Regions from separate parts of the Mus musculus genome. Here all the other regions are linked to region 1. Evidence: chromatin loops called from intact Hi-C (ENCODE). Cell type or tissue: heart. All regions are shown on one strand. Region 1 overlaps Traip (TRAF-interacting protein). Region 2 holds the start of Gmppb (GDP-mannose pyrophosphorylase B). Region 3 overlaps Rnf123 (ring finger protein 123). Region 4 holds the start of Amigo3 (adhesion molecule with Ig like domain 3).

Region 1 (2,500 bases):
CAGAAAAGCCTGGGGAGTAAGGGAAATTAGCAAAAGTGGGTATGCACAGTCCCTGGGCACCTAGGTAGCCCATGTGCTTGTGTTTTCCTTGCTATAACAGCCAGGCACAGAGGACAACTGTGTGAAAGGAGCCCGAGGCTCGCAGAACAGAAGCTAGAGGGATCACCATCAGGGAACCGCGGGTATTCCTGAGAATGCTTCTCTATCCCCAGCCTGAGGCAGCTTAGGCTAAGGTTTTCTCTACAGTACAGTTTCTGAGATTGTCGTTTTCCTAGGGCACATACTACATGTATGTAAGCTCTTGACAAAGCCCTCGTGTTACAATGGACTTCAGAGAAGGCATGGCCGATGGCTGGGTGTGGTAGGAGGAAGAATCAGGGACAGAGCCTACTGAGTTGTCAAGGTCACCCCTGTGCTGGACCGCATGGCAGACCATGTGCCGGACCGCATGGCAGACCATGTGCCCACCACAGTCCCACAGTTCTCAGGTCGTCATAAACTACAACAGGAGGGTAGTTTGGGCTCTACAGAGAGATGCTAAGGAAAAAAATAAGAGCTGGTGAGATGGCTCAGAGGGTGAGGGCGTTTCTGCATCAGTCTGGCAACTTCTGTTAGATCCCTTCAACCTATGTTGAAGTAAAAGGAGAGAAATGATCCACAAAGTTATGCTCTGACCTCTATACTGTGACACGAACAACCACACACTCACTCATGCATGCGCATATACTCTTTCATACACATACTCATTCATGCACACATACATATGTATATATAATACATACACACACTCTTACACAAATATACTCATTCATGAATACACACATGAGGCACACACACACACAAGCACACACACAATGTGCTATCTGGCTGAGGAAGCTGGCCAGCACAAACAGAGCCTTCAGATAGGAAAGAAAAGAAGCAATTGTGGAAGCAGGAAGAAGTGTTTTCTTATGGTTGGCTGTGACACGGCAGGATCCTAGGAAACCATTTAAACCTAAGCCCGCTCCATGACTGTCCTGAGACACAGTATTGAGGAACTGAGAGATGGGGAGTCAGGGGCCACAGTACCCAGGAGGAAAGTGGAGTGTTGGAAGGCACTGAATGGGTAAACTGCACTGGCAGAAAGAAAGGGCATACTGATTTGCCATAATATGTTAAAAAGTGACTTAAGTAAAACTCTGGGCTGTTGACAGTTTTAATTTGGCTCCCTTGCTGGGGTCCTGTAGCAGGCAGAAGACAGCCTTGAGGATATTCTTAGCCAGCCCATTTCTGTGAAAAACACTCAGGAAGACTGAAGCTTGCTCCTAGCAGGGACACCAATCCCTGGGTCGTTTGGCTCCCTCTGCTGGCAGCCTGAAAGCACACTCCTGGACCCGCGAGGATTATTTATTTATTTTGGACTGGCTGGCCTGGAACTCTCTGTAGACCAGGCTGGTCTTGAATTCATAGATACATCTGTCTGCCTCTGCCTCCCGAATGCTAGGATTAAAGACGTGCACCAACACCACCAGGCTGAGGGGGCTTATTTTAGAGTGAGCACTCTCAAGTATGTTTCAGAGATGGGGCAGACAGACGCATGTGGTGAGAAACTCCAGGATACTCCAAGACAACCACTGCCCCTGCCCTGTCCTCAGGCTACTCAAAGGCTTTCTCTGCCTTTCCTGGTCAGACCCCAAATTCTCTCAAAGCCGCTTTTCAGTTAGAGCCTGGCTGGCTCTCTGGTCAGAAGGTCCATAAACACATCTATCCCACCAAAGCCAGGAGCGCAGGCTCTCTTAGCTTGTGATCCAGAATCACCCCAGAAGGGTAACAAACCTCTCAAAAACCAGGCGGCTGACCGTCTCATTGGTCGCCGGAGGCAGGCTCAAGGTTCCCTGGAGGATCATCAGCTTCTTTCTTAGGCTCTGGAGAAAGGAGAGCGAGAACCTGAGAGAAAGGTTGTGGCACTAAGGAGAAACGCCTGTGTAAAGGGCACAGGGAACAGAGTGAGGGCTGACCACCAACACCAGCCAGGCCTGAGAACTCCGCTTGGTGGCATACTCGCTCTGGAGATTAGGGACCGCCTTGGAGGTAAGAACTGAGCAGACGACAGAGGAAGATTCACGGTGCCCTTAGCCCTCTGCTGAGGAGGGACAGGCTCAAGGCCAGACTAGGGTGCATATGCTGACCCACCTCCAACCCAGGAGGATACAGAGGGCCCGGAAACACCAATGACTGTAACACAGGTTTCCAGGCAGAAACAGTCCAGCCCTACCCTTAGAGGCACATAACCCCTCAGGTCCCCTCACTTCCCACAGGCCAGGGTGTCTCACCGTGATCTCCTGGTCAGCACTTTGTAAGTCCTTCTGGGCTGACCTCAGTTCTAACTTGGCCTGATCCAGCTCAGTGTTGAGAGTCTTCAACTGTAAGAAAGGAGAAGCCAGTGGTGCCACATGACCTGCCCCTACCTGCTGCTATCCAGTGTATGTTTGGGTAGTCTAAAAAAAAAAAAAAAAACCGG
Region 2 (2,500 bases), 85 kb before region 1:
GCCTAGTCCAGTTTTCTTTACTCTTGATAAATATGCCTATCCCACATCTCAAAGGCTCTCCCCCAAAGACATTCTGCATAGCTTTGTAGCAAAACAGAGTTTAAGACCAGGGGTCAGGAAAGACTCCATGTGAGGGTGGGAATGTCAGAGGAAATCTTCTCTTACCAAGATGGAGCCCTCTTGGCCATGGTGCCGATGAAACTGCACCATGGCTTGGAAGGGGAAATCACATATCACATCACTGTTGAGAACGAAGAAAGGGTCGGCAGTCTCAGATAGTAGGTCTCGGGCCAACGCCAGAGGCCCAGCTAGAGAAGGGGACAAGTCATAAGTTACCACCTTGCTAGGGGCCTAGGTCCAGACTCCAGAGGCCCCACCCATCCGCCCAGATTGGATACCTCTTTGCTGGCCCTAAAGTTTGCCCAAGGGCCTTCCTTATACTGACCTGTCCCCAAAGGCTCCTCTTCATGAGACATAGAGATTCGGATTCCAAGCTGGAAAGAAGAAGCCATCTGGTTATGTTCCTCCTCCAATGGTAAGAGCCCCAGGGACCTAAAGAAAGGGCTAAGTCCATGCCTCACCCTTTGCTCTTGTGCCTTCATTTCCTTCTCCAACATCTGTGACATGTAGCTCACTGCCAGGATCACGTGGTCCACACCTGCCTGTCAGACACAATAAGGTGTGCTAGTTGACTGGCTCAGTCACAAGGTATGACCACCCCTGGCCTCCCAGTCACTATCCATCCCTCTTCCCGCCATAACAGACCCACGGCCTTACCGCAGCAAGCGCCTCCACTTGATGCAGCAAGATGGGCTTATTGCAGAAGTCCACCAATGGCTTCGGAGTGCTCAACGTCAGCGGCCGCAACCGTGTCCCATACCCTCCCACCAAGATCAGTGCCTTCATGGCGTCTGCAGATGTTAGAAGTGGATCTATCGGTCCAAAGTACTTACAGGCCGCCTGACCGACCCCTGCCGCGCACTCCCAACGCCGTGCCCTGACCTGCACGTTTCACCAACTAGACTGACCAACTCTGGTGTCACCTCGCCCCCCTGCTCTACCCTGATGTGGGGTCCAGGATCAGCCAGAACAGAAGACGAGGAACTGGTTGGAGACCGGCTGGTCCGGAGTTCCGGCCGGAGGCGGCGCAGCCAGTGACGTAACAGGGAGAGCCAATCTACGTGGCAGGGCCGCCCGCAGCCGAGCGTCAGACTTTACGCTGCGGCGGACGTAGCCAATTAGATTTCCAACGCCCTGGGCTGCCATGGGGACCCGGAGAACTCGCGAGTCAGATGCCCATTGGCGGATCTAAAGGCGGAACCGAAAGAGGAGGCTTAGCTTCCTATCGGAACCCAGTCCGCCACGCGGCAGCTGCCATCTGCCCCGCCCCGCCCCGCCCCGCCCCGCCGACGCCGCCTACCCCCCCAAAGGCCACTCCAGGTTCGCCCTGATGACCCCGCCCCTCAACACTTGCTCTGACCCCTATATCCAACCCCTCCCGTGCTGCCTCCCCCGACCCCCCACCCCCAGTGTCAGCACTGTCCCGCTGCACCTGTCCCGACCCAGCTCAGCCCGATCCCTAGACTAGCCATGTCGGCCCAACCGGAGGCGATGAAGTTTTCACACAGACTTGGACAGAGTTCAGTTTCTAGAGGCTTTATTTTGACGTATACGACCAGACACAAGCGGGCGGATAGCGCTGGGTGTACAGAAAAGGGCCGGCTTGGGCCAAGCACTCCTCTCCACCACACAGAAGACCTGGGGAAAATGCAAGCGCGCCTAAGCGCCAGTGGAGCCACGTATGCATCCAGGCGCAGGTCTTAGGGTGTGTAGCTTCCAGGAAAGAGGAGCAGATAACAATTTCCAGAATTCCAAGTCTTACATTTCCTCCACAGAAGCAAAGGAAATTTCCCCAGGTTCTCCTTTTTCCTCGTTAAAATGTAGTTTTTAAAATGAGCACACACACACAACCAACTTATATAGCTGTAAAGTTCAAAGCAGTTTGCATCTAGGGAACGTGCACGTGGCCAGATGTGAGCGAATGAGCAGCGGATACTGAACGGATACTGTCCGAGCCCAGGTCCCTTGCCCCTAGGAGAGAATGAATCCCCACACCACTGCACGGCCCACAGCTGAGAGGGGTAGAATCCCAGGCAAGGACATTGCTCTACTGGTCCCTTCCTCTTCCAGCAGCACCCATCCCATTTCACTCCCACCCATCTCCCCGGGCTGGTATGGGCTTGGCCCGGGAAATACAATGGAAAGGGGTAATGTGAGCTCCCAACCCATGATCCCTAGTTGCACTTTGGTCCCAAATTGATGATTGGGAAGGCAGGACCTGTCAGGAAAAAGACAGGGCTCTAGCCTGGGACAGGCAGAAGAGCAGTGGTAAAAGTGTTCGCACACACTTGCCACCACCTATCAGATAACAGAGCTGGGCCTCCAGATATCAAAAGTGCTGAAAAGTGAGGCCCTGCCCTTGAGCAGCGGCAAATCCCAG
Region 3 (2,500 bases), 100 kb before region 1:
CTTTTCCCATCCCAGTGGTGGAAGAACTGCAGGTCCAGATCCTGAAGCTGCTGTTGGACAATAAAGATGACAATGGGGTAAGTGACCTAAGACACCTATGTGGGTCTGCGGCTTGGAGGTATGCAGTTTGGGGCTCTGAGCCCAGATAGCAGGGCGGGTTTATGTTCCTGTGGCAGGGCGCAGGGTAAGGTGCGGAATCCTCAGCTCAGCTCAGCCTTGTTTTCCCATCCCTTGAAGGGTGAAGCTTCTAGGTACATCTTTCTGACAAAATTCCGAAAGTTCCTGCAGGAGAATGCCAGCGGCCGGGGGGTAGGTACCCTCCAGGGTGGCTCCTGTGGGCTCCTGGCTGGGTTGCAGGGCTGCAGCCTGGGCATCCGCCACCTCAGCCTGCCACACACCTGTCTGTCTCACCTGCCTCTGTCCTCTGCTGCCTTTCCCTCCTGGGATCCTAGGGCATGTCCTTGAATGAGGAGTGAGCTGGGCTCTGGGATGGCACCAGAACATGTTTTCTGTCATATGCCCCTAGAACACACCCGTGCTCTGCCCCCCTGAGTACATGGTCTGCTTCCTACACCGGCTGGTGTCTGCCTTGCGCTTCTATTGGGATGAATACAAAGCTTCCAACCCCCGTGCTTCCTTCAGTGAGGGTAAGAAACAGCAGACCCGGGTTGGCAAGGCTGGGTTGAAGCAGCCTGGGGGAGCCCCTGGGGTTGTAGAGAGGTGAGCTGGTTGTGGGGGCTACTGGGCCTTCTGCCCAGTTAAGTCCATTTCAAGAGCCCCACACTCAGGGGCCTTGGGCCTCCATTGTCCAGGCTTCGCTCCTCAGACCTGGTACCCAGATCTCTGTGCAGTCCTTTGTACAACTGCCTTGATTGGGTTACTGGGGCTCCTGTGTTTGGGCATACAGTGTCCCCAGGAGTCAGTAGGAGACAGGATATTCACTCTGGGTTGGAGGATGTCTCATGGTTTGTCCTTCTGTTCTCTTGAGTAACCAGCTGCCAAGAATTCCCTCCACCCCAAGTTCTACAGTTGTTGGCATTAACCTAAAACACAAGGAGTGGGAGAGCCAAGGAGGCCTGGGCTAGAGGGAAGCATATGGCTCTGAGAGCTCTCCTGCTGAGTCTCCATCCCTGACTCCTTGCAGAGGCTTACATCCCGCCCCAGATCTTCTATAATGGCAAGGTGGACTACTTTGACCTTCAGCGCCTTGGGGGCCTCCTCTCACACCTTCGAAAGACCCTTAAAGGTGAGTGGAGGCTGGGTAGGAGCACTCTCTGAGTCTCCTGTGCTGTGGTGCTGAGCCATCCTGTGTCCACCAGAGGGTGCCCAAGACTCTCTTAACTGTTGAGACAGGGTGACCTGCTAGGCTGTATCTGATCTCCTGTTTAGCCAGCAGTGCCTTCCTCGGGCACAAGAGACTGGCTCGGCATGCCCTGATGGAATAGATATGTCAGCACAGGATTAGGATCCTGTAAGGGGAGTTGAGTGCTGTCTGAGCAGCCTTCACTGATGAACACAGTTCACTTCCAGTGCAAAGAGCCTGTGGTACTGTGAACTCAAGGGCAAGAATGGCAAATATAGGCAGGTTGTGATGGCACACACTGTTAATCCCAGCACTCAGGAGGGTAGAGGCAGGAAGATCTCCATTAGTTCAAGGCCAACCTGGTCTACATAGTGAGTTCCAGGTCAGCCAGGACTATATAGTGAGACCCTTACTTTAAAAAGCAACGCACAGGGCCTGAGAGTTGGCTCAGCAATTGTGAGCACTTGTTACTGTTGCAGAGGGCCAGGTTTGCTTCCTCCCACATAGCAGCTCACAATGCATCTCCAGTGTCAGGGAACTCAGCACCTTCTGATCTCTGTGCCATTGGGCATGCACGCCGTGCATGTACAGGAAACACTCATACAAGTAAAAGGATAAAATCCAAAAACACTGTGTTAAAAATTAGCAACAACGAGCCAGGCGTGGTGGCTCACGCCTTTAATCCCAGCACTTGGGAGGCAGAGGCAGGCGGATTTCTGAGTTCGAGGCCAGCCTGGTCTACAGAGTGAGTTCCAGGACAGCCAGGGCTACACAGAGAAACCCTGTCTCGAAAAAAAACAAAAAACAAAAAAAACCAAAACAAACAAAAAAAAATTAGCAACAACAAAACTCGGAAGCATCCCACTGTGGCCTACAGACAGGCTGAGAGGTCAAGTCTGAGGCAGGACACTGGGGAGAGAGGCCAGTCTGAGGCTTTTACAGGCCACACAAGGTGCAAACCATCCACGGACAGCTTTGGAAGTCTGAGGCTGGGGAGTCTTATGTTATGAGAAGCTCCCTCTAGCTGCTGAGGTGGGAGGATCGTCTGCAGGGGGTCGGCTGAAAGAGGGTACAGGTATCTAGCGGATGGAGGATAGGGGCCTGCACCAGGGAAGCAGGGTGGTAAGCACTGGATAGCCTTGATTACGCTAGAGGCTCTGTGACTGGGTGTTGTCAGGGCGAGGGGCTGCCGGAAGC
Region 4 (2,500 bases), 89 kb before region 1:
CAGGCCCACAATACAGCCCAGCAGGGTGGTAAAGCCTGTGTTGAAAGTCTCTGGCTCGGGGCGAGCCTTTTGCACACTCACATTGTACTCAAGTGTCTGGTTGTGGTGCAGGCGGGGCCCACTGGCCAGGCACACAAAGACGCCTGCGTGCTGCTCTTGCACCCTGCCTATGGCTAAGCTGCCATCAGCCAACACAGCGATGCTACCATCCTGAGAGGCTGGCGCCACAAGCAGCTCATTCTTCGGGGAGACCCAGGCCACCCGAGTGGCAGGCACACTGGTGTTGCAGAAGAGCCTCAGGGACTGGCCCACCTGCGCGTGCAGCTGCTCTTCAGGCAGCTCTAAGCCTGGAGCTGCAGCCACAGAGCAGTTCTTGAAGACCCGGCTGTGCTCAAAAAAGCGCACTCGGGACTCTGACACCTTAAAGACCAAGCATGTGTACTCGCGTTCAAAATCATGCAGGGCACTCAGGCCCCGCTGGTGCCAGCGCCGGAGCAGGTGGTAGAGGCTGCAGTCACAGGGCAGCGGGTTGTTGTGCAGGTAGAGCCTGTTCTTGAGATAAGTTGGCAGTGCAGCCAACTCAGGGATGGAGATATGTTTCAGCCAGTTGGAGGAGAGGTCCAGAGTCCGCAGGCGGGTTAACCCCAGACCGTGCAAGTGGTTGAAAGAGAAAGAGGAGAGCTCGTTGCAGCTGAGATAGAGGTGGCTAAGCATGCGCAGGCCCTGGAAGGCATCCAGGTCCAAGTGCATCAGGCTGTTATTGAACAGAAGTAACTTCTCCAGCTCCTCCAGGCCATCCAGGTCATGGGTATGGAGCATCCTTAACATATTAGAGGACAGGTCAAGTGTCCTCAGGCCACTGGCATTGGTGAACGCACCATGGCCCAGGACTTCCAGCTTATTATAGCCTAGGTGCAAGGCACGCAGCCGGGAGAGGGGCGCTAACCACCCCGGGTGCAGGCGTTTGAGTGCGTTGTGGCTCAAATCGAGTTCTGCAGCAGTGGTAGGCAGTGCTACCGGCAAGTCCTGTAACCCACGGCCCGCACAGCTCAACACATCGGCAGCACAGATGCATATATCGGGGCAGTTGTGGGGAGCAGGAGGCAGAACATCCTCCAAGTCTGAAGTGCCCAATCCAGCACCCAACATGCATAGTAGTATACCTGATAGCACTAGCCAGGCCATGCCAGTGACTACCAGGGAAGATATGGGGACAGCTCAGTGCAGGTCAACAGCTCCAAGACTCACCTACTTCTGCACAGGCTTGCGGATTGTGGTTCCCTATGGCCCATGGCTCGAGAGGCACAACGCTGGCTCCCCCTGCCCAGCCGGCTTCTCCTGCTCTTCTGGTCTGGGTTGTGAGGTGGGGCCCGCAGCCCTTCTTCTAGCTTCTCCAAGAGCTTTCTGACTGGATTCTAAGTACTAGCTAGGAAATGACCGCTCAGGGGCGGGGACCTAAGTTCCCATTGGCTCCTGCTGTTAAGGGGCGGAGCAGCCACATCTCTTGGCACTTAAAAAGCCAGTGTGGCCACCAGAGGGCCCCAGTGTCCCAGTCTGCTTGGCTGGAAGCCTGACTTCCCTCTTGAAGAGCAAAAGGACTTAGGGGAGAATGCCTTCAGCCCTCAGAGGATTGGTGTGTAATGGGGTAGGTGGAGTCCTTGCTGCTCTCTTAGATTTACTTATGTCTGTGTATGTGAGCATTCGTGCAGACGTCGGACGACGACTTGTGAGGTTCTGGGGATCAGACCCAAGTTACCATAGCTGGTAGCAAGCACCTTTTTATCAATAGCACCCTTCTCTTTAAACTGGTATTCAGGTCATGTGGGACCAAACACCTGGGAGGGTTGGTAAGTAATAGGGGGGAGAGTGGAGGCATAATAATGAGCGAGGCCTCTGGATATTCATCTGTCCCACGTGGAGAAAATGTTCACACAGGCTCAAAGCCTTCCTACGACCTATGCACCCTCCCCTACCTAGGACAGAGCAAGCCACCTCTGTGCTCCTGGCTGATCCCTGCTTCCAGCTTCGTTCCATATGCTATCTCCTGGGGCAGCCAGAGCCCCTAGCACCTGGCACTACCTTGCCTGCCCCTGACCGGAAACGCTTCTCTCTACAGAGTTGTAAGTGAACCAGCGGGTGGGTCAGGTCAGGGAAGAGTTTCAGGATCCTCAATAGCAAATTCCCTGCCTGGGAGTATTCAAGAGGCACTGAGTTCTCAGACGACAGGGGCCCTGATGCTACCTACTACTGATGCAGATACAGATTATATCAGCGCTGAGGAGCTGGCCCAGGTGGAACAGATGCTGGCTCACCTGACCGCTGCATCTGCCCAGGCGGCCGCCGCCTCCCTGGTGAGTGTGGCATAACAGAGGCCGTTTTACTAATCTGTAAACACCAGGACAGGGGTAAGGATCCCAGCCCAACTCCTCCACTCTGCCCTGTAGCCCACCAATGAAGAGGACCTCTGCCCAATCTGCTACGCCCACCCCATCTCTGCTGT

What was found. Peaks named below come from ENCODE experiments on the same cell type or tissue, not always from the same donor. Only the 100,000 strongest peaks of a DNase experiment are listed, where the experiment ranks them.
Region 2: it touches region 1 in a loop (6-fold over the local background); 18 of 42 quality-filtered maps call a loop at or near these places.
Region 3: a loop joins it to region 1, with 6 times the contacts of the local background. A loop is called at or near these places in 23 of 42 quality-filtered maps.
Region 4: it touches region 1 in a loop (5-fold over the local background); 24 of 42 quality-filtered maps call a loop at or near these places.

Annotation. Positions count from the first base shown.
Region 1 is chr9:107,962,733-107,965,232 of GRCm38, reverse strand. It overlaps Traip (TRAF-interacting protein), which reads right to left. Exons shown (of 15, transcript NM_011634.3): 9 at 2,313-2,402; 10 at 1,816-1,904. Among named protein-coding and RNA genes, the nearest start is that of Uba7, 12 kb to the left of the region's middle. In heart, a CTCF peak has its summit at 1,339 (motif pointing left); DNase peaks (open chromatin) are centred at 1,352 and 2,139; H3K27ac peaks cover 1,133 bases.
Region 2 is chr9:108,047,923-108,050,422 of GRCm38, reverse strand. Ip6k1 (inositol hexaphosphate kinase 1) reads right to left here. Exons shown (of 6, transcript NM_013785.2): 6 at 1,641-2,500. Gmppb (GDP-mannose pyrophosphorylase B) reads right to left here and starts at 1,159. Exons shown (of 9, transcript NM_177910.4): 1 at 778-1,159; 2 at 582-662; 3 at 446-494; 4 at 166-308. The coding sequence starts at 906. In heart, a CTCF peak has its summit at 1,166; DNase peaks (open chromatin) are centred at 1,232 and 2,182; H3K4me3 peaks cover 2,500 bases; H3K27ac peaks cover 1,818 bases.
Region 3 is chr9:108,064,432-108,066,931 of GRCm38, reverse strand. Rnf123 (ring finger protein 123) reads left to right here. Exons shown (of 39, transcript NM_032543.2): 18 at 16-77; 19 at 238-309; 20 at 527-647; 21 at 1,145-1,246. Among named protein-coding and RNA genes, the nearest start is that of Amigo3, 13 kb to the right of the region's middle. In heart, a CTCF peak has its summit at 1,301 (motif pointing right); a DNase peak (open chromatin) is centred at 1,361.
Region 4 is chr9:108,052,065-108,054,564 of GRCm38, reverse strand. Rnf123 (ring finger protein 123) reads left to right here. Exons shown (of 39, transcript NM_032543.2): 36 at 1,978-2,120; 37 at 2,257-2,351; 38 at 2,445-2,500. It overlaps Amigo3 (adhesion molecule with Ig like domain 3), which reads right to left and starts at 1,406. Exons shown (of 1, transcript NM_177275.4): 1 at 1-1,406. The coding sequence starts at 1,185. In heart, a CTCF peak has its summit at 1,514 (motif pointing right); DNase peaks (open chromatin) are centred at 54, 814 and 1,474; H3K4me3 peaks cover 618 bases; H3K27ac peaks cover 612 bases.